Linked DNA regions of Mus musculus: all the other regions are linked to region 2. A link is a loop called in an ENCODE intact Hi-C map of the cell type or tissue named here. Cell type or tissue: left cerebral cortex. All regions are shown on one strand.

Region 1 (8,000 bases), 88 kb before region 2:
TTACCTATATATTGATTTTGAAAATTGAAGTAGCTATTATGCTGTGTTTGCACATGTCTCTCTGTGTGTGCGTGACTGCACTCAAGGCCCTATGCATATGGACAAGTGTTCTACCACTGAGCCACACCCAGGTCCCCGTGCAACTTCATTTATAAAGTTCAATATCCTACACAAAACCTTCAAAACCTTCACTTCTAACTTCTAATCAACTTTAAATGCAGTCGTGAGGGGTGATTCAATGTTTGTTTATTATTGTTATTTTTACAAACAGCTCATATAGACTCACAGGGACTCACAGAAAATACTATTTCTACTCTCAGTGATGACATCTTTATTACAACTGTCTTACATATGTGAATGTTTCTGGAACATTATATTCAATTAATTTAGTGGTTTTTTTTTTCTGAGTCTCTCTTATCTCAATAACCTCTAGTTCATTTATTTCCTGAAAATGACACAATCCTTTCTTTATATATCTGCAAAAAGCTCCACTGGGTATTTATACTAAGGTTTTTTTTTTTAAGGAATTCATGTGTTGACAGACATCTGGGCTAATTCTTTATTTTGACTACTGTGAACACTACAGTAATACTTAGGAATATTTGTGCTTTGCTATCATATAAAGCCACACTTTTAAACCTGTTCTTACCTGTTACACAGCAAACCTTCTCTTGATGTTGAACATACCTTGACTACTATGGATGGGCCAGCGTATCATTTCCTCCTAGGTGGATAATCCTCAAGAAATTGCAGTGCTTCGGTATTAATCTGGGGAGCAGGTCAATACAGATGATGCAGACATCCTGCCAAAATCAATGAGTTACATGTGGTCGCTTGGGGGGGGGGTGGTCTGTTTATAACTATTCCTTTGCCACCAACCCTAATAGGCTGAGTTCAATTCTCCAGACACAAGGAATAAGAACATCGACTCCTACAAGTTTCCCTCTGACCTCTGATACACACATATAACAGGATTAATAAATAATGCATTTAGCTCATTAAGTAGAAGATAATGCCTCTGCTGCAGATGTTTTATGTATTACTTCTACGAAGTAATGTGCTCATATTTTTTCTTTCTGTTTTTGCTGTTGTGACCTTGGTCTATGGTTCTTTCTTCATTAGGTTTCACGGCCTATTTCCTCTCTAGGAGGCTGTAAGTGTGTTTTCCAAATCCACCCTTCCTTCCTTCCTCCCTCCCTCCCTCCCTTCCTTCTTTCCTCCCTTTCTCCCTCCCTCCTCTCTCCCTCCCCCTCTTTTTCTCTTTCTTTCTTTCTTTTCTTTCTTTCTAAGGTGAGTCTCATTTGTACTGAGCACCAGTGACTGTGGTGAAAGAGAAAGCCATGAAGTCATCTTGCTGTCTGTAGAGGCAAGAGAAGCAAGATGTCCTAGTACTTTGCTTGGAACAGGGAAAGGATTTATTTTCTGGCTATGTAAGCTGAAACTCAAGAGAGATGGGACTTGTTTAACAGGTCCCTCAGGAAAATCATATGCTCCTAGCCACACCAAACAGCTTTAGGTCCTTCATCAGGAACTAAGATGAGAGTTACTGTCTCATTAACTCTAGAAGTTTTGCTCTGTGTCCCAGCTAGTTCCTTCCTGTCATCTTCCATCCATTTGGAGCTGACACGGGAGTGGAGAGGGGATCAGGGTGCACTCAGGGCTTATTGGATTTGGTTATCTGGAAAATGCATGTAAACTAGGGACAAGCATGACATAGACAGCAGCCTTCACGGTTTTCGATCACAGTATCTTTGTTCTCTAAAATGATGACAATTGCTCTAGCATCTAATTGAAACAGAGCCCACAGAGGGTACCTTATTTACCTCAAAGCCCTTGAGATCCTGCCCCGAGCTTAGCGCATCACCAGACTCGTGGCAGTGATTGAGAGCAACTGAGACACGTGGATTTCCAGGATGAAGAGAGGAGAGAAAACATTATTAGAAAAACATAGGTCAGCTATAAATTGCCTTGTTGGAGTGTTTTTGGAAGGGCAACAGTGCTTTAGGAAAGCCATCATCAGTGAGGACAGTGTGAAGAATAAGTCAGGGGAGCCAGGGAATAATGGCACCTGACCAGGATGTGGTTAGAGCAAGAACAGCTGGGAGGGGCTGACTGCTGCCTCTCATTAGGTCCCTACCCTTTCCAGCATCTGCATGTGAAGTGAAACAGGAAGAGGGTGGATTTAACCAGGAGACTCTCAGCATGCATTTAGTCAGTGCGCTGTGCCTCTTGCACAGATGGTGTTCCTTAAGAGTCTATGTCTATAATCCCCTAAAACAAGATACCCAGGAAGGATTCTAGCTCCGTATTCTTTCTTCTGCCCACATGAATAATGGCACGTTTCTCCATTTGTGAAATAAGTAATTAAGTTGGGATAGCCTCCAAGGACCCAACAACTTTGACAGCTTGTAGTTCTGCTTTTGAGAAACCAGAGTTTTTGTGATTTCTCATCCAGTTTAAATATTAAGTGACAGCTGTACAGTGCTCAGTGATGTAGGTAATTTCGGAACCCCCATGTATCCTTCATATGCTGGAAACTCCCAGATGCTTAACATCAAACTCTGTTGTGCAAGTGGCTTGCCAACCCCTTGACGCCTTTCAGTTGGTTATGTGGTGCTTGGCATCACTTTAATGGCAGCCAAGTCAAGAGCAAGATGCTCCTTGTGATTCATCACCTTAGGCCACTTCAGCAGCAGGCTTTCCTGGGTTAAAGTGATGCTGACTAATGGTCAGCTCACACAGCATGGTGCCACTTGCTTCTTTAGAGCAGATCACTAACCTTGCTCCTCTCATTCTAACAATCATTGGTGCTAATTGCTTCGAAGGTTCTCAATCTATCCATAGGCCAAAGCAACAAACTTCAGAGTAGAATTACTACACAATACGAGTCTCATTAACACGTGTGCTCAGAGTACATGTGTGGCTTGGGACAGTGAAGAGGAGCTTGTACTGGACAGTAAGGACTGTGTTCTTGGGATGCTGTCAGTTATTTTCTGGGCACCTTGAGGAAGTCAGTAACCTCTTTTATCTAATCCTCATGCTATTTATGAGCATTTGTCATATGATAGATCTCGTTTTAAAGGTTTCTGGATCACTTTAAAATTTTTATGTTTGTCGCTCATCAAATCCCTAGAACAGGATCATTATCAAAAATTTTTTGGAAACTCAAAACTCTGTACTGCAATCCCCAGTCTCCGTCTTCCCCGTGTTATTAGCATTAAGTATGGTCTTCCTCCTCTCAGAAGGCTCCCTCAAAGCCCCTTGCTCCTTCCCTGTGAGAGGGAGGAAAGCAAAACATTATGGTATTGCTTGTTTCATATCTATCACAACTTGGGAATAGATAATGACCATTCAGTCTTTTGGGCAAGTATTGATAGTGACAATTCTCTACTCGAACACTCCGCTCATTTCTATTGAAAGAAAAATTGGTTCTTATTTGTGAGGTCTGAAATTTATGTTGCTGGCATTTTCTCACAACTAAGCAGAAAAAAAATTGTTTTTCTCCAAAAGTTATCTTCTAGCTGAAATATAGGCGAATTATATCTAATATATATATGTATGTATGTATGTGTATCTATATATATCATCTAATTCTTGTAACTTGATCAGGTGAAAAAAAAATAAAAAGAGAAGCAAGAAATTCCCAACTAGAAAAGGGATTCAGGTCAAGAATGGGAACTAGAGGTTTTGTAGCACAAGCACATATATGGTTTAGTCAGAGCAGATATCCAAAGCAAACTCCTCTTGGCGCTCTATTTACCGGAAAGTCCTTTCAGCAGTTTCTGTAAGTCCCTTACCTTGTTGCCAACCACTGATTTGAGGTTCAGAAGCAAGTAGAGAATGGAGCTATTATTTCTGTGACTTTTCATTAATTCTGGGTCTATGGTGACTGAGCATCTTTCTTTCCAGAAGCTCGGAGGCATTGTTGACTGAGCTGCTATGCTAATTTGTACTTTGGAGTAAGGCTTGAGCTAGGACTTACTGCAGAGATGGTGCAAATGGATGGTGCAAAAGCTATGGCACCCGGAGGCTGCAGTTGGAGCTTTAGTGACGATTCCTATCTGTTTACATTTCATTGCTCCGCATTCTGATGATAATATATTCACCACATGTGACTTCTTCACCTACAAGTCCAAAAGATACATCAAATTCAACAGGTCACATATGAATTCATTAGCAAACCCCCCCCCCCATTTGACTTTTTTTTGTATTTTATACCTTGATCTATTAAAATAATAATTCTCTTACTCTTTGAAAGTTATACACATTTAAACAAATGTATATTGATCACGTCCATCTACAACTACCTCCCTCTTAAGTCCCCATTATGCCCGCCCGCCACATCTTCATTAATTATTCACTATCCATATAGAAATCCAAGCTGGAAACCACAGCGCTCCTTGGTTCTTCCTTTCCTTCAGCATTTACACTGAATGAGCGTCTCCCGACCATCCGTTCCACCTCTAAAATGTCTTTGAATCTGCTCATTCCTCCAACCACTATCCTCATTTTCTCTCTCCTGGATCTTTGTCAGAGCTTCCTAATGGGTCTGCCTGTCTCCAGGGCAACCACTTTCTATTCCACCCACCGATCTGTGCCAGGGTGTGCTTTCTGAATAGCAAATCTGATCTTGTCAACTTACACAATTAAAATCCTCCAGTGGATCCCAGCCACTTACAGCATGGAAATTCAGGCTCCTGAGCTCAGCCTGAAAAGACTGTTTTTAATTTGGCTTCTGCACCTTCCACCTGCAACTCAAGGCTGTTAATTTCTGAGGTTGGCATCATAGAATGTGCTATTGAGCTCCCATGGCTTTCTGTGTGGAGCGTCAGTGCCTTGAACAGCTTTCTGTCTTCCTCCCCTAAACACCTACTTATTCCTTCTGTAAGGGCTTCTGGTGACACCTGTCCTAAGCAGCTTAGGTTCCCAGTCCCCTTTGTGTATAGTCTCAATTAACAATGTCACATGCAACCTTGTATCATTTTTTTAGCTTCATTATATTTGAATCATGTTTTTGGATGTATTTCCCCCAGCTTTCTGTGAATTCATTTGAGCATTGTCTTTGTATTTTCAGCCTCGGGCCAAGCGCCTGGCAGAGGAGAGGAACCCACTACATGTTTGCTGAATATGAATGAATACCGAGGCAGCTGGTTTCAGTAACAGCAGAGCCACCCTGGGCATGCAACTTAAAGTCCTTTGAGACTTTGTCCTCATTTGCAAGATCAGGAACAAAACGAGCACTATCTTCCTGTGTATGATAAGAATTAAAGAAGATTCTGGCATGCTCTGTAAACTGGTGTACTAGTGTAAGAAAGTGTAATTATCGTGACTCATTGCATGACAAATAAAGATTTATTTTTAGAAGGTGTGTGTGTGTGTGTGTGTGTGTGTGTGTGTGTGTGTGCGCGCGCGCGCATGCACACACGTGCATGCACATGAGCATTTATATAGGTATCTGCCTATAAATGCAAGTGTTTCCAGAGGCTGGAAGAGATCCTCAGATGCCCTGAAGTTGTAGTTACAGGTGGTTGTGGGCAGCCAAACATGAGTGCTAGGAACCAAACAAGAGTTCACTGGGAGAGCAGCAAGGGCCCTTAACTACTGAGTCATCTCTCCAGCAGCCCCTCCCACAATGGACTTTAAACTTTATTTATAGATATATGTAACCAACTTTGTACTTTACAAAATCGCCATGTAATCTATCTTCCCTCTCTTGGTCTCTGGTAAATCTATCAGGCAAAGTCCGGCCCAGGATCCTTCCAAGCAGTCTCCTCCCTGGACCAGGCAGAGCATAGCAGGCCCACGCCTGGCTCCACATACACTCTGAAGTGCCCGTTTCTCTTACAGATTGTACTGTTCCATTTCACACATTTATCTTTCCTACATTTTCTTGTGATGTTCTTGAGGTTTGTTCTCTTTGCCATCCTACACACTGAGTCAAATCCCAAGAGCAAATTTAGGACAATGTAGACAGAACATTCAAAGACTGATAGTTCTCCAGCTTATCCTGCTTCTGGTTAAGGAGTGGTCCATGAGGTGCACCCCTGACCAGGGCTCTTGAATCCTTTTGTGAGTTCCCTTGACGGCCACTTGATAACAGCCCAAGGTTCCAGAGTGTCCTGGAGACTCCCCAGGCCACTGCCATCCCTGACATTCAGAGTTCTTAGTGGACACAGCATCCTTGGTTTCTCAGCATCAAGTCTCTGAGATCTGTCATGGTCATTCCTGCTATTCAAGAGCATATCATCTAAGCAAAAACCAATGTCTTCCCTGGACCGTCCTCCCCTCCTCTTTCCTGAGCTGCTGGCTACCTTCCTTTTCTCACTGAAAGTCCTTTACTAGATGTGTTTTTAAAGGATGTTTAACTGTTCCTGGTGGTTTCCTCAGTGTCAGGTTCCATGCTTTGTACAGCACTTGTGGTAAAACACATTTCCTTACGTGAAACCTGCAAAGAGTTACTATCGGTGCCCCCTCTTTGAAGGGCAAAAGACACTGAGGCTCAGAGTGAATACATGACTTGGGAGATGTATCAAAAAAGCTTGAGTCTACTCATGTCCAAGGTGAGAGTCTGCCCCTGAAACATCAAGATGCTATCTCTCTTCCTTTCAATTGCACCCTTGCCTTCCTCTGAGGCCTTTACCCTCCCTCCAGTAGCATATAGTTGTATCTATCATTTGACTCATGATTATTCTGTTCTCCCACACTCCTTGGAAATCACAATTACATCCACTGTACAACCCTCAGCTGTCCCCATCCTTATATTTCTTATAGTATCACATCAGGTTTCCTTCAGTCTTTGAAATACTTTGAAATATTCAATAATATATATTATGTATACATATATGCCTTATTATATAGATATATAGAGATTCCATTCTGTTTGAGTCAGTCTCTTGTCTAGCATCAAACTTGCTATATATCTGAGGCTAGTCTTAACCCTCTGATGCTAATACTCTTGCTTCCTCCTCCTGAACTGTAAAACTATCATACCTATTTTATGTGGTGTTGAGGATTGAACCAAGGGCTTTGTGCATGTTTGGTAAGCATTCTACTGAATAAGTTGTATCTGTAGCCTAGCACCCCCCACACACCCACCCCCTACCACTTTCTGCATGGTTTTAGGAGTTGAAGCCAGGTCCTCACACATGCTAGGCAAAACACTCAACCACTGAGCTACCTACCCAGTCTAAAATTCTGAAGACTATAAATTATAAACTGTCATTCATTTCAGACAGGAATTTTAGTATGTTAATTTGTGATCTATTCAATTAAATTTATCAAAGACAACTACAAGATCATCATGTTGTTTTTGACTGAACTAAGGCAATATATTTATTCATGAATGAAGAAAGCTAATTTCTTAAGGTTGAAAAAGAACTCAATACCTAACATCCAGCAGGATAAATGATGGGACTGGAGAAGGTCATATTGAGGAAGGAAATCCAGACCCAGAAAGCCAAACATCATATGTCCTCTCTCATCTGAGTTTCCTAGTTCCAATCTTCAACATATGTGTACTCCTCAAAGCAAGCTCCTCTTTGCAATGGGCAGGGACCATCAGAAATTCACAGCCAATCAATCTGCTGATTTTTGGAGACCAGTCCCAGTAGACACATCTACGACTAAACTCCCGCACCTAAGACTCAGGAATCATTTCAGAAGATGGGTAGAAAGACTCAGCGGATCAAAGAGATTGCTATAAGATTGTGTCTCCTAGAACTGTCAGGCGTGATACCTGTGAAGTGTCAGATGCATGGCCACCTGAACATGAGCTGATTAAGGATAACAACAATAGACATGCTAATGTGGATGAGGGGAAGCTCACAAAAACTCAATGCCACCAAAGACCTACTGGCAACTAAAGAATGTTAAAAGCAAGAGAAGTACTTTTTCCCAGGAAGACCATACCACTTGGCTATCCAAAACCAAATGGCCAAGTGGTTAGCCCTGAAAAAATATTCATACAAGTAACATTATGCAGAATTAGCAGGCTGTGTTTA
Region 2 (8,000 bases):
GGAAACAGATGCAGAGACCCACAGCCAAACATTAGATGGAGTTCAGAGACTCTTGTGGATGAGTGGGAGGAAGGATTATAGGGAGCCGGAGAGGTAAAGGACACCACAAGAAAACATTCAGAATCAACTAACCTGGGCCCACAGAGGCTCACTGAGACTGGACTACCCAACCAGAGAGCACGCATGGGATAGACCTAGGTCCCCTACACATATGTAAAAGATGTGCAGGTTAGTGGGACCCCTAACTACAGGAGCAGGGGTTCTCTGACTCTGTTGACTGCCTTTGGATCTCTTTCCCTTAACTGGGCTGCCTTATCTAGCCTCAACAGAAGAAGATGCACCTAGTTCTACTGCAACTTGAATGGTCAATGTGGGTTGATATCCATGGGAGGCCTCCTCTTCTCTGAGGACAAAGGAAGGGGGTGGGGGGGGGGGAAGGGAAGGACTTCGAAGAGAGGAGAGAGAGGAAGCTGTGATCTGTATGTAAAGCAATTAATTAATTGGGAAAAAGAGATTCTGTGTCACCTTAGTCAGAAGCCCAGTATCCAAGAAAACTGTTTACAGATGCAGACAAGTATGTGGGGAAAGAGGAACTCTTATTTACTGTGGTAGAAATAGAAACTCATTCAGTCACTATGGAAATCAGTATTGATACTTCTCAAAGAGCAGAACAATATAATTGCTACATGGCCCTCCTATACCATCTGGGATTTACACCTGAAAGAGTCTTAGTTAATATGTCACAGAGATGTTTGTGCATTCATGTTTATTGCTTCATTTTTCATAATATCAGGAAACGGACCCAGCCTAGATGTCCATCAACAGATGACTAGACATAGAAAATGTAGCACAGATACACAAGGAAATTTTGTTCAATCATTAAAAAAAATAAGTAATAACATTTTCAGGAAAATTGACGGACTTATAAATAATTAGGTCAAGCAAAAAAAAAAAAAAAAAAAAAAAAAACCACACTTGAGAGAACCTAGATTTAAAATTTTGTATATGTGTATGTTTGTATGCATGCATGTACTTATTTCTGTGTGTAGCTCATGGAAGTATAAATGGTTCCATGAGAAAGTAGGAAGACATCAAAAGAGAGGTGGGGAAAAAGATGGTAATGGAAATACATGTGACACATAAGCAGCAAAAGATGTTATCTGGGTAGGAATGGAACCAACCAGAGGAGAACAGGGAATGTATACTGGGAGACTGAACAAATGCATCACCATACAGCAATAAGTGTATATCAAAATGGCATAATAAAGCCCATAAACAAAAAAGAAAATTAAGTATATGTCTGTCTTAGTCAAGGTTTGTATTCCTGCACAAAACATCATGACCAAGAAGCAAGTTGGGGAGGCAAGGGTTTATTCTCCTTACACTTCCACATCACTAATCGTCACCAAAGGAAGTTAGGACTGGAACTCACACAGGGCAGGAACTTGGAGGTAGAAGCTGATGCAGAATACATGGAGGGATGCTGCTTACTGGATTGCTTCTGTGGCTTGCTCAGCTTGCTTTCTTATAGAACCCAGGACTAACAGCCCAGGGATGGCACCACCTACAATGGGCCCACCCAGCCTTGATCATTAATTGAGAAAATGCCTTACAGCTGGATCTCATGGAAACATTTCCTCAAGGAAGCCTTCTTTTTCTGTAATAACTCCAGATTGTGTCAAGTTGACACACAAAAACATCTAGAACAACTGACCCCTAGAATAGGTTGAAAGATTGAGTGTAATAATGATGTAAAAGCTACCATAGTGCTATGAAAATAGAAGATAAATTTAAAAAATATATTTCCTTTAGCTTTTTTCTGAAGTGTTAAGTCTATACTCCCTAAAATTGTCCTGATAGCTACAAAAAGGCAGTTCCTTATCTAATAGAGTCACCAAAAATTTTAAGTGGTGCCATACCGAATTTGAGCTTAGAAAACAAGCTAGAAAATGTTCATTCAAATGGAAATGTCTCATTTTTCCTTTCCAACTCACCACCTATTTGGAGACTTATAATCATGAAAGCACAACTATTTTGAGTGAGCATGAAATAGGTGAAGCTTGAAACATATGTGCATAGTATGGCCACTTTGGGGCTGTGATTCTATAAAATTCTAGTAAGGTTTTTTTTATGTTAATCATCGCACAACGAAAAGAATGCTTTTATTCTAGGCTGATAGAGAGTAAAATTTTGAAAGTATTTGTATGAAGATTATTTTATGCATATTCCATGGGAATGAAGTGTTTTTAAGGAAGGCTGACTACTTAGCTATTTCTGGCCAAGGACTGTATTGTGTTGGGATTGGAAATGACTCCCAACCTTCATGGAAACCAGTATCATGCCATCTTAGGTTAAGTTCAGGGAACTTAACGTGTGCGTGTGCTTGTGTGTGTGTGTGTGTGTGTGTGTGTGTGTGTGTGTGCGTGTGCGTGTAGGGGGAGGGGTTCAGCATGAATTACTAAGGGATGTATATTTAAGATGAAGATCAAGCACTTTGTGAAGGCATAGTGCTGTGAGTAGTAAAGGAAATAGTGAACTGTATCATCTAAGAGAACTGACGTCTCTCTGTTGGTGGCCCCGTCACACTGCCTTGGATACACATGGATTTGATGCATCAGAGTGAGTAAGGTGGTCCTGTACATTCTGGATATGCCTTCAAAATCCTGCTGAAAGATTCAACTCAGAATCTTTAGCTGTAGCTCTATTCTGGCAACCTCACACAGGCCAGGGAGCAAGTAAAATCCTTAAGAGGCCTGTCTGAAAAGGGTTCTTTGAAATTAATATATAAGCTTCATGCCTCCTAATTGAATATCAAGAATTTGATTCAAGCAGTTTAATTTGGCATACCAAGTGTTTTTTGCCTTTGTTTTTAGTGAAACTTTGTGAGCAGTGAAAATGTAATTTGAATATATAAAAATATTTGCATATACATGGGCATGCATATACATATTAGTTAAGAAGTATCAAGACATTTAATTAGTTTCTATCAGACTTATTTACATAAGCATTCTGTGGTGGTTTGAATAAGAATGTCCCCCATAGACTCTTATATTTGAATGCCTGGGAGTCGAACTGTTTGAAAGGATTATAAGGACTAGGAGGTGTGGCCTCTTGGAGAAAGTGTATTATGGAGAGCTGGGCTTTGATATCCCAAAAACCCATGCTAGACTCAGTCTTGCTTTCTCTGCCCACAGATCAGGATGCAGTTCCTGGCTACTGTCCCAGCGTCTTGCTTGCCACCATGATCCCTGACATAAGGATCATGACTTACCCTCTGAAACTCTAATCAAGCCTCCAATTGAATGCTTTCTTTTGTTTGAATTGCCTTGGTTATGGTGTTTCTCCACAGGAGTAGAGCAGCGACTAAGGCACATTCCCAAGAATATATTTGCCATATTGAACAAGGACTATGTTACATTGGATATTAATCATTATCTGGGTGTTCATTGCTATTGGCATTAAAAGTCGTAATTCCAACTGGTTTCAATTGTTTTCCTAGAAGGAAATTAGAGTAAAGGACACATGAAACTCTACTTAAGAAAAGCAATATTTGTTTCTTGCTCTTTGTTTCTTCTTATTCACTTATCTATACCTCATCTGGAGTCCCTCCTATCAGGAGTGTGATCAGAGTTCAATAATAAAGTGATTACTTGAGAAAAATGCCCATACTTTTATTTTTGAAACAATATGATTTTGAAAATCAACTAAAGAAGTTTGCATTGGTAGTGAGGGATCCATTGCCTCAACCAGAGTGAAGCCTCCTGAGTACTTCCTTAGACCAAAGTCCCGTCTGGATTTTTATGTGTGGCATCTGGAAGTCTATAATGTGACTATCTCGGGTTTCAGTTCTAGCCTCACCCATAAACTGCATCTTTTAAATGCTAAGCTAACTTCCTGTATACTTATCAGAACCAGTCAGGAAACAAAAGGGTGCAGGCTTTCCCTATTACTTTCAACTGTGTTCATCCAAATGTTTGTTTTATCTATGACCATAGGACATTTCTCCTTCCATAAAATATGAGAGATGTATATACATTAGAACATTTTTATGCACAGTAAGATTAAAATCATACCATCGTAGGAAGGTCAATAATGTGTCTTTCCTTAAAGCAGTGAATACACTTGTTTTTAAGGACAGTTAGGAATCATGTTTATCCTAGAATGTATTAGAATAATCTTAATCTGTCAGCTAGTATTAAGTTTCATTAAGCTGCAATTCGGGTAGTTCCATAAACATTCTTAAGAAATCGTTTTTATGCGTGCTCAGTTTCACAGGTATCAAGTATGTAATCAAAAGACACATCGGGATGACTCTGCTTCATGAGAGTTACTGGTGATGGAGCCAGCAGAGAGCATGCCCTCACCATTGATGCTGCCCTTCATGGCCACCTCTGCACATATGGAGTTTATGAAACATTCTTCTAACTTTGTCTCCAAATCATCTCACACAACTTATTTTTTAAGCATTACATTATTTAAAAAAAAAATACAGGGGAAAAGGTCTGATCCAATTTATAGCTCTTTTCCTTTTAATCCTTGGTCTTTTTCCATATTTGGTTCTTTCAGAGCTTATAACACATTTTTCCTCTTTTTTAATCTGGGAAAATTTAGCTTTGGCACACCATCTGTTCCATAGTGAAGCGCTTGGATTCAGCTTCCCAGATGGGTTGAATAAGAGAAAAAGGTTAAGTGATTTAACTTGAATTCATACCGTGAGTCATCTGCCCTCAGCCTGGGCACGACAGAGTAGAAGACTGTCAAGGATTTTTTTTTCTTACACAAATTTGGATCATGCAACTTTGAGCAGAGCTTTCTCCAAACTGGACAGCGTGTCAACTACACTCGATATTGTTGGGCAATAATTTGGATTTCAAATTTATTTCTTAAATACAACATGAAAAAAAAAACCACTTTTAAAAAGTAAACATGTCCTTTTGGCAAGAAAGGAAAACATTGTTTCACTAACACTGCTCTCTAGCTGGTATTTTTACCACTCTTTCTCCCTTCCAACACATCTTTCAAGCTGGTTCCGGGCTGAGTCTGTAACAACACCCCATCTCTTTCATCCCTGCTTATGAATACACAGTTTCTTCCTACAAACAGGGCTCTAAGAAATACCAGCTCTCCAAAAAAGTGCCTGAAATCCATGTTTTTGAAAGCTTCCCTAGTCCAAAGGCCAGTCAGAGCTTCATATCAGTTCTATCTAGTTTAGATAACAATATTTCCATTACAGGAACCAGTTCAGATAGCAGATGATAACTCTGCGGCTTAATGTCTGTACTAGTAACTTATTTGACACTGAATGAGAAAAGTGAGTCACTTGGATACTATGATGAGGTTCTAGGGACATGGAGATGGTTCTGGTTCCCTGGGAGTTTGGCTTCTAATAGATGTCGTGATAAAAGTATCCCACAGAATACATAACTGAAATGACCTGTCACCCGTGAACCAGTCTATGATAATTTGTCTAGAATATAATGTGTAGTGATTTTTTTCTAAACAGATTTATTATTTTAGCCATTAATTCAGTTATGTATTCTGGTGTGGGATGAATATTTGTGTCCCTCCAAAATTCAAATGTTGAAAAAATTTAACCCCTCCCCCACAATGTGATAGGCTAGGAGGTGAGACCGTCAAGAGGAGTTAGCTTAAAAGGGTGGGGTTCGTATGATTATTATCTTTATGAAAACACGGGAGAGTTTCGTTCTCCTTCTGCTTTCCGACATGTGAGGATACAAGGAGAAGATGACAATCTGTAAACATCAAGAGAGCACTCACCACACACATAGTCTGCATCTCCTTGATCTTGGACTTTGTATCTTTAACACAGCCAACATATGGGAAAGCACTCTATCCTTAATATTTTCTGGAGAAATACCTAAATCTCTCAGTAAGCCATGAAGTTGTTAGTACTGTTTGATTAGTGGTTTGATGTAACCTGTTTGAAGCTATATCTATTTAATGTTATTATCTATTTCCAAAAAAATTTTGAGGGGAGAAAAAGCTTTTATTTATAGGATTAATTCAAGTAACATTTTGCTGTAAAAAAATAATAACAAAGAAGGTATAGAAGGATAGATGACTGTATAGCGATAATAAATGGTAGCTGAGAGAAGTTGGGGAGGGAGAGATCCATAGCATTGTACCTAGCCCATAATTTAAGAATTACTCTCTCATAAGTGAGTATTATTCTCATAAGAATGTACATGTTGGGGCCAGCAAGATGACAAGATAGCTCAGTGGGTAAAGGCACTCACTGCCAAGCTTGATGGCCTGTATCCAACATGGTAAATGGAGAAAGCCAACTCCCACAAGTTTGCCTCATACATACACATGCTCCCCCTAGCACATTCATGCCAACACATGAATGAATGAATGAATGAATGAATGAATGAATAAATAAATAAATAAATGTGTTTTTGAAGTTCTAAAGACATTTGAATAATAATTTCAAAAATCTAGAAAATGATTTTGAATATTTATGTTCTATAAGACCAATATTTAAGGCACTTTGTATTTCCAAACTTGGTTTTGTCTGCGTGAGTTTTCAGACACTGCTATCTTCTCTCCTCACCGGCATCATCTTTGCATCTTGATTGTTCAGTTTCTATCTTCCCACTGAGACGACAGAGTAAATCCTCTCTCTTCTTAACTGGGAATATCTCTGCTGCTCCTGGGTTAGTCTCTCTAACACTGCGTAACACTTTGCAGAGCTGAATTGCATTGTGGGTCATTTGTCTCCATCTTAGGATCTCACAGATCATAGGAGAGCCAACCTTAAAACACTGCTTTAATCAAACCAGTATAAACAGAGTCTAGTGCCAGACATAGAGACTGCACTGCCCAGGAATTCACTAGGGGTGTGGTGTGCCCTGGCAGGTGACTGGGGAGCTCCCAAGTGGTAGGTGGGCGATGAACTCTAAGCTATAGGACCAGATTTGATTTTCTGGAACTGGCAGGAGGGAAGTCGTCTTATTCTCATCTTTATCTAGCCAAAGAGTCTCAAAATGTTGAAGACATTTTTTTTTCAGTCACATACAATTCAGAAAGACGCCAGCGTGGCCAGATGGATAGTTTTCAGATCTACACTTGGGAAACACATGGTGCTTCTCTGAGGCAATTGTGTACTGTTTCTTTTAAAATAGCAGAAAGCATATGGGAATAGGAATGGATCTGTCAGCTACTATCAAGAGAATGGTGAAGCTTTTAAATAAATCAAATCAAACCTATAGGGTGACAAAATATCTTATCACATTTTGAAATTCTGAAGTTTTACATTTGTAGATATATTTACATTTTTTAATCTTTTTTTTTTTTTTCTTCACAGAAACCACAATCCCTGTTAGAGCTGTGGAGTCTGAGGCAAAGAATGAGAGAAGGTCAGGGCAGTAAGAAATTCTGTAGACATTACATAAATCAGCAACTGAGTCCCACTCTGTTATATTACAGGGTTCTCCCCCACTGAGGAACGCGTGTGTAGACCAGTTTTGATACTTCCTCCCACAGACTCTGCTTTCCTTCCTAAAGACAAACATACAAGCAGAAACATGAGATTTGCACATGTGAAAAGCGTGCTTCAGCTAAAGTAAACCAGGTATGATAGCTGCTGGTCCCCCAGTTACAGCAGCACAGAGCTGTAGAAAACTGCTCTCCCTGTGTGCTCTTAGCTCCTTCAGCAGGATGGCTCCCCACCAACTCTAACCACACTGCTTTCATGAATGGATTTCCTAACCAGGTCAAATCTCCTTAATGCTAGACTTAGAACTCCACCATACTCTTATGTTTTCTATGGCAATCTAGCTCTCCCTCAAATTGTTATTATGGGATTTGAAATGATTTAACTTCAAGGAAAATGATTTCATAGGGCAAAACCCAAGGAATTAAAGAAGCTTTAGATAGCAAGACTCTATTTTAGGAAAATATTTTTGTTCAAGGTGAATGACTTCCTTTGCCTTTTATCCATACAGGATCCTTGATCCCAGATAAAGCAAAAGCTCCGT
Region 3 (8,000 bases), 60 kb before region 2:
TAAGCACACCACTTTCCCAGCTAATTTAACATCACTTGTCTTTGATAAAAGAAATCATTTGAACTATGATAAGTTTTCCTTGTTGCTCATCCTGATTCTTACATGGCATTGATCAATTTAATTTCCCATATGGTTTAATACTCAATTTTATCTGTTAGAATCTCAGCCTCCAAAATAATCAAGTTGCTTCTCACTGCTAGTTTTGGCTTCTTTCATTGTGTGCTCCCTAGCGTTCCCACCTCTTAGCTAGAATTTCAGGAAGCTTTTATTACTCAATTTGGTAAACAAAAAAGGAACCCTATACCTATGGCCCTTCCTTCTCTACATTTTTGATGGGATATTAGTGTTGGGTGGTCATTATGAGAAGTGCCAGAAGTATTGTCACCCTAGTTGCCACCAGTCTCCAACAATCACAAAGTCACTGGACTATGTATGGACTTATGTGTGTGCAGAGGTAGGGAGTGGGAGGTATGTTAAATATCAGCAAAAATTGAAGATGGGAAAAATATGAAGATGCCAAGTGTAGGCTTATATTTTTCAATACCTACTTTAATAAGGGTACTTTCCTTCTAGCCTACCACCCACCAGAGTTAAGGAAAAAGAAAAGTTAATAGGGAAAGGAGGATGTGGGGCTGTTTAAAAATAGTTCTTTGGGGTGAATCCAATCTGTGTTGTCAGATATCAGCAGTTCTGTTCACGTGAATCAGCAGTGGTAGCTTGAACCACTGGCAAACACCATTCAAGAATCAGCAACAGCACTGTCATCCAGAAGAAACTGTGAGGCTCTGCCAAACAGCCGATGCCTGCAGGAGTGGCAAGAAGCCACCAGAACACCACCAGAAGTTCTTTGGTGTGTTTTCCTCTCTACAAAGTCATGACCAATGAAGATCAGCAAAGAGTGGCAAAGCAAACCAATGCCACACACCATTACCCATCATATTTATACCCTTTTCAAACAGCATGTGTTCTCTCAAGCATCCACTCTAGCAAAATATCACATTTCCCTTTTTCAGGCAGCTTCCAGAATAAAACAATGTGTTTGTTCTCAGCAAAACATCCTCCTATGCGTCTGTTTCATTAAAACCATTCTTTTATAAGACAGTTTCCAGAAAAACATCACATGACACAAATGAGTCTTCAAAGAAACCAGAAATATCTAGTATACACCAGATAGGAAGGATTTGCATCCAGATTATCTTAAGAACTTCAAAATGTCAACTCTAAAAATTCACTGAATCAATAAACATTTTAATGAAAATCAGTAATCAGATTAATGAACAGAATAGACAGTTCTCAAAAGAAATACAATTGGCAGCTGGGCGTGGTGGCGCATGCCTTTAATCCCAGCACTCGGGAGGCAGAGGCAGGAAGATTTCTGAGTTCGAGGCCAGCCTGGTCTACAAAGTGAGCTCCAGGACAGCCAGGGCTAAACAGAGAAACCCTGTCTCAAAAAAAACAAAAAACAAAACAAAACAAAACAAAACAACAACAAAAAAAAAGAAATACAATTGGCCAATAACTGTTTGAAAAAAATGTTTACCATCCTTAGCCATCCGAAAAATGTTAACTGAAACTGTTTTAAGATTCAATCTCATCCCAGTCAGAAGGGCTATCATCAAACAACCAAATGACAAATGCTGACAAGGATATAGAAAAACAGGATTCCTTATACGTTGCAGGTGAGAATATCAACAGCTATGGTCCCTGTCATATGGGGGTACAAAAACTAGGTAATAGGACTACTATATGACCCAACAACAACTCCCCTTGGAATAAATTCAAAGGACTCTAAGTCAAGGTGCCAAAATGAAACTTTTTATACCCATGTCTTTTTGCTGCATTCTTCACAATAACTAGGATATGGAGTCAGCATAGATGTCCAACAATAGATGAATGGATAAAAAAAATGTAATGCGTATACACAAAAATAACTTCTAGTCATAAAGAAAAATGAAATCATGAAATTTTCAGGAAAATGGATAGAACAGTATGCTAAGAGAAGTAAGCCAGACACAGAAAGACAAATAAGACTTGTTTTCTTCTCACATATAAAATCTAGACTTAAAAGTGTATGTATGTCAGGGAAGGAGGAAGTGGGCATGTACAGAAAGGAAACCGTGAAAGGGAGAGAAAAAGACTTAACAGATTTGGCAAGTGGGTAAAGGAAGAGTAATGGCATACACATGACATGAAAATGGGGAGGAGGTGGTGGGAGGGGTGGTGTTTGAAGGGAAATAGAGTCAGCAAGAAAAGGGTAGAAGGAATTACAGAGGACAATGAAGGGGATGGCTTAATAAAAATAAGTCATAATGTTACAGTGTATTAAAATGCGAAAACAAAACTTTTTACGTTAACACAAAATTAATTATAAACATACAAAAATACATATTAAATGTTTTTAAATTTATAAGTCTTATTATTAAATAAACCACACACACATAAAACTGACCAGACCCAAAGTTTCTACATCTCACTGAACATCTAGACAGTTACAATTGCCATTCTGTATCTGCAGAGCTTTAAAATAGACTTTGCCGTTTTATTTTTATGTTGATTTTACATAGTATTTAACTTCAGAAAATACCAATTCTAAAGACATAACGTCTGTGTTTCCCTTGTTAAATACACTAACTTCTAACCTGTTGAGTATACTAACATGAGACATGCTGAGTAAGAAAAAGAAGGAAAAGAGGGAGATTGTAGAGGGTGGTTCTGATGCTAAGATCCTGTTCCCCAGTTGGTTCTTGATCTATCAATAAAGATGCCAATTCAGGACCAATTGTTGGGTGGAAGAAAAGAGATGGGACTTCTAGGTCCATGGAAGTAGGCTGGGAGATGCAGGAGAGGAAGAGGAGTTTTCACCATGCACTGGAGGGAGAAAAGGGCACTAGCCATGTGAGATTTAGGGTGGAGTGGCCTTCAGCCATTTCCCTGACTAGGCCAGGGGTAGCAACTAAAGCTGAGGGCATATTTAGGGTGTTGAGCTGGGACCAAATATAACTGAGCAACTAAAATTGAGGGCAGATAGGTTAGGGTGCTGAGCTAACAATATTGGGAAAGGCTCACCAGCTACAGACGATTAGAAACATCCAGCAATTGAGCCAATAAGGCAGGTTGGAAATAAACTACTGTGTGTGTGTGTGTGTGTGTGTGTGTGTGTGTGTGTGTGTGTGTGTGTCTTTCATCCAAGGATCCAAGGGAACCTGGGCAGGACTGGTAGCATGGTTCACCCAAGGGCAGGAAAAACTACACACTACAGAAGATAAGGAGTCAAGGGCAACTTCAAAGTCATTGCCCGTTAATTGTGCATCATATATTTCAAACAGTTGAAGGTATCCAGGTGCTTTTAGATTTAGGAATATTTATTCTAGTCTAACTATTTGAATGCAAACTTGTTCTATATTTTTTCTCAGAAGTATTAGCTCCTTTGTCTTAAACCCCATTAAAAATCTTGAGTTTTCTTCCTGTAGAAGAGCATTAATCCAGCAACATGGCTGCTTCGTCAAGGGATCACATCGAAAGCTATGATCTGGCTGGAATACAGACACAACCTTAGTACACACCTTTGATCCCAATCAATGACATCTAATTGAGGGACAGACAAAGTGATGAATCAGAGACAGAATAAGTCAGAGAGGAAATTCCCAACTTTCCAAAAGAACAGACAGGAAAGAGAAGCTACTTAAGTGCAGTGAGGGAGAGAGAAAAGAAACAAATTAGTTAAGTTTGGAGTAATTCCATTCCATTCAGTTCTGTTCCGTTCCATTCCATTCAGTTGAGCAGTTCAATTCCTAGAGTTCAGAGGGAGTTCTTACAAGCAGAGTGATTCATTCAGAAGCCAAGAGAAGCCAATGTGAACCAGTCAGCTTGGAGAGGATTTGGAGCCAGAACAGATGATTTGAACCAGCCAGCCTGGCTCTCCTTTAAAAAGAGCTAGAAAGAGTGAGTTTATTCAGCAGTACATCTTGGAGGCTGAAACATTCTAGGCCTAGGGTAGCAAACAGAGGCTGGAAGCTGAAGCCTTCCTGCTCTGGGCTTGCAGAAGATTAGATTGTACAAAGGCTAGAAGCTTCCAGGCCTAGGCCTAGGGATAGTTAGATAGAAACGCTCTGGGCTCATCCCAAGCCATGTGCTCACAAAACTTGGGTGTGGCTCTCATCCCTTCATCTGAGGAAAGAAAAGTGACACTTACATTTACACCTTCCTCCTCTTTTCTAAAGCAGTCCTTGCTTGGCTGCTTTCATGCACCATGAGCTGGATGCCGAGGCAACAGATGTCCCTACACCTCCTTCTCTTCATGACTCCCATAGGACTGTCTTTGTAGACAGGGCTCTTCTATTCCATATACAGGTCTTCTTTAAGACACTGTAGCTTACACCTAGCCAGATTCATGTGTTCCTGTTATAAATGTTTCACCTTTCTCACATGTGTATCCATCACACACACACACACACACACACACACACACACACACACACACACACACGATACAAGCAAACTTTTATCTTTCACCCAACAATTCAAATTCACAAACACGTTCCTCAGTTATAAATCTCCACATGGATTTACTTGCTGGCAGTGTGCAGCTGTATCAAATTCTTTGATCAGCATTCTGAGAATGTCCAGAGAAAGAACCTGTCATTGTCATCCTGGATTTGTGAAAGAGCATGCCTGCCAACCCATCCATGTATTTCATTTCCATATTTATGTTCCGGAATTCACTATCTATTTTTCCAAATTTGATACTTACTCTTTCATGCCTGGGCAATGTTCCCGGTAAATTATTTATTATGTTGCCCTTCGTAGAGTGTTTGCAAAGTATTTTCTTATCTTTACCCTATCTGTCTTTTATTTGTGACTGGGGTGAATTTTACTGGTAGATCAGAAAATCAATGTGATTCCAAGTATAGTAGTTGCTTCCTTGCAAAACATCTCCACTACGAGCATAATATTAAGTTTGTGTTTTAATTTGTCTGTCAAATTCCTGACCTCTGGTCTATTTCTTCAACACTTGACCTAAGTTTTCAGCTTCTTACAAATAGTTGGCTTGTTAGTTGGTGTGCTCCTCACAAGGTTTTGGTTAGTTGGTCGGTGTGCATTTTACTCCATATTAGTGCATCTTAAATGGCATCAGCAGCACCTGTTCACCTTGTTACATCAAGGATTTCTGGGTCATCCCAGTTGTCCTAATTCAATATATCTTGAATAGAGTGAGTGCGCTGACATTCCATCAAGATCACAGGCTATTCCAAGCTCCAGATCTTATGGTAAGATTCAGCACCATTCACCATCTGTCAGTTATTTTTCTATTGCTGAGGCAAAACCCTAAGACCAAGGAAATTTATCAAAGAAAATGTTTAATGTACTTACAATTTCAAACCATGATGTTGGAGAAAAGACCTGGAAGCAGGAACAGATGAGGGTTCACAAACAGAAAGCAGAGAACACACTGGGAAGGGATCAAATCTTTGAAATATCAAAGTCCATGCCTAGAGACATACCTCCTGCAACCATCTTCTCCCTCAGAAACATTTCCACCAACTGGGGACCAAGTATTCATACACATGTGCCTGTGGAAGCAATTCTCATTCAAATCACCACATTTTACTCTGTCTCTCATAGGCTTGTGGCCATATCACAGTGAAGATGCAGTTTATTTCACAGTCTCAACACTGTTTTAAAACTGTGTACAAAAATGTGTGTCTCTGCATCTACCGTCTATTTGTGTTTCTTGTTCCTTGGCTTATCCTCCTCCTTTCTTCATCCTATTCTGGTTTATATGGCTTTAGTGTATTATATTATATTATGATTATGATTGTTCTAAGTGCATGTTTGTATTTCAAGAGGGAGAAAAAGAAAAAGTGTGTATTTAGATGGATAGAGAAATGAGGGTGGTCTGGGAAGAGTTGGGAGAGGAGAACTGATTTCATACAATTTGAATGTACTGTATGAAAAAAAAACTATTTTCAATTAAAAAGGGAGTAGAAGTTCAAAGTTTAAACTGTTTTCTGAATTCATCATAATCTCTTAATTGTTATCCCCTATAAAAATTGAAATCAAATTACATACTTCCAACATAAAACAGTACAGAATATACATTATCATTTCAAAAGTGAGGGGGATTGGAACATAGTAAGGGAAACAAAATTAAAACTGGGCAGAGAAACTGTAAATCTTGAAGCTCCATGTCTGATGTTTCCTAGTTGGTGGAACTACTTGGAAAGGACTACGAAATGTGGGCTTCTGGGAGGAGGTATGTCGCTGGAGGTGGGTTTCAAGGTTTCAAAAGAATCATGCCATTTCCAATGTGCTTTCTCTGCTTCCCATTTGTGGATCAAAATGTGAGCTGTCAGATGTTTCTGTCACCATGCCTTTGCTCCAGCATCATGGACTCTGAAACCGAAAGCCAAACTCAACACTTTCTTTTGTAAATTTCCTTGGTCATGGTACTGAGAATGGAACTGCTGCTCCTTCGAACCTGACTGCAATGCCTTTTGGAGTAATATGGAAGACTTGGCCATGGGAAAGCACTTGAACACCGTGAGCCAGGTTTCATGAGTATTCCTAATAGAAGCATGGAAGACCATCATGCTGAGTGGAGACTGTGGAGGGGCAGCTCAAGAGGTTTTGGAGGGGAGCAATATTAGCATCTGGGCTAGAGAATCATTTTTGTGATATCTTAGCAAAGAACATGGATAAGTTCTGCCCTTGTCCTAAGAATCTGCGTAAGGCTAAATCAAAATGTAATGGACTAACTTCCCTTATGGAGGAGATTTCAAGAGAAAGTAATATTGACTCTGTTATGTGGCTATTACTAATCCCCTCTTATGCAGCTCTACGATGTCAAGGAGTAAACAAGCTAGGGGGAGGGGAATACAGAATGTCTAGTTTGATGTAAAAAGGATCGCCAGGAAATGGTATCTCATACATAGTCCAGATGCTGGAGTTGTCAAAGTTGTGAAATATCTGCCAAGAAGAGCTGGGGAGTGGGACCAGATCAAGAAAGAGAAGTGTGTTGCAGGAAGCAAAGCTGGGAGAACAGAGACATCTTAGCCTTTTGACATCAGACATGAAGCTATGGGATTTGGAATTTACCCTGCAGGGTATATATATGTGTGTGTGTGTGTGTGTGTGTGTGTGTGTGTGTGTGTGTGTGTATTCTATGCCATTATATGTTGGAATTATATAACTTGGTTAATTTTTTTATTTTTACCAGCAGTTATAAGTAAAAGATTGCCTTGAGTCTCAGAAGAGACATTGGACTTTTAAAACAGTTTTGAGACTGTGAGAGACTCTGGGGACTTTTGCACTATTATGTAGCCATAAGCCCGTGAAGAGCAGGGAGTGAATGCCCTCCATAGCCTCATAAGTGTGAATACTTGGTCCCCAGTTGGTGGAACTGTTTGTGAGGGGTTGGGAGGTATGGCCTTGTTGGGGACAGTGTTGGGGACGGTGTGTCACTGGAGGTGCACTTTGAAGTTTCTAAGACTTGAGTCATTTCCAGTGTTCTCTCTCTCTCCCTCTCTCTCCCCCCCTCTCTCTCTGTGTCTTTCATGATCTCACCTTTGTCTGTCTTCATGTCTCTCTGTGTGTTTCTGCCTGCTATTTACACAGCAAGATGTGAGCTCTCAGCTGTGCCTTTGCTCTGTCATTATAGAGTCTAGCCCTCTGAAACTGTAATACCGAATTGAAGATTTTTGAAAAATAAACTACCTTGGTCAAGTTGTCTTACCGTAGGAACTGGAAAGTAATAAAAACAGAGGCAGAATATCAGCCCTGGGCTCCTACTGCCCAGAAGGAAGTGATGGTGACCCTCTGTTACAGAGTGTCCTTCCCAGTTCCCCTGTTATAGTCTGTTCCTTAGCAATTTATTCTTTCCTTCCACTGGTCAATATGGTGTTTCATTTCCTGATCAGCCATGGACACTGAAAGCATGTCGTTTTTTTTTTTCTTAAGATAAATACGTGGAATCCCTAACATAGGCCTCGTGGGCCTGCAGG

The links. Hi-C counts contacts between places; a loop is a spot of excess contacts. Peaks named below come from ENCODE experiments on the same cell type or tissue, not always from the same donor. Only the 100,000 strongest peaks of a DNase experiment are listed, where the experiment ranks them.
Region 1: a loop joins it to region 2, with 9 times the contacts of the local background. A loop is called at or near these places in 5 of 42 quality-filtered maps.
Region 3: a loop joins it to region 2, with 8 times the contacts of the local background. A loop is called at or near these places in 3 of 42 quality-filtered maps.

What each region holds. Positions count from the first base shown.
Region 1 is chr14:105,626,691-105,634,690 of GRCm38, forward strand. It overlaps Gm6145 (a long non-coding RNA gene), which reads right to left. Exons shown (of 7, transcript XR_004691309.1): 3 at 688-4,124. Among named protein-coding and RNA genes, the nearest start is that of Mir6390, 6.9 kb to the left of the region's middle. In left cerebral cortex, no CTCF peak of the experiment used is centred here; DNase peaks (open chromatin) are centred at 1,507, 2,212, 2,593, 3,915 and 3 more places; H3K4me3 peaks cover 233 bases; H3K27ac peaks cover 4,997 bases.
Region 2 is chr14:105,714,198-105,722,197 of GRCm38, forward strand. All of the region lies in intron 1 of Gm35967 (a long non-coding RNA gene), which reads right to left. Among named protein-coding and RNA genes, the nearest start is that of Gm35967, 10 kb to the right of the region's middle. In left cerebral cortex, no CTCF peak of the experiment used is centred here; DNase peaks (open chromatin) are centred at 4,656, 5,026, 7,043 and 7,530; H3K27ac peaks cover 3,928 bases.
Region 3 is chr14:105,654,293-105,662,292 of GRCm38, forward strand. No RefSeq gene overlaps it. Among named protein-coding and RNA genes, the nearest start is that of Gm6145, 14 kb to the left of the region's middle. In left cerebral cortex, no CTCF peak of the experiment used is centred here; DNase peaks (open chromatin) are centred at 4,188 and 4,606; H3K27ac peaks cover 686 bases.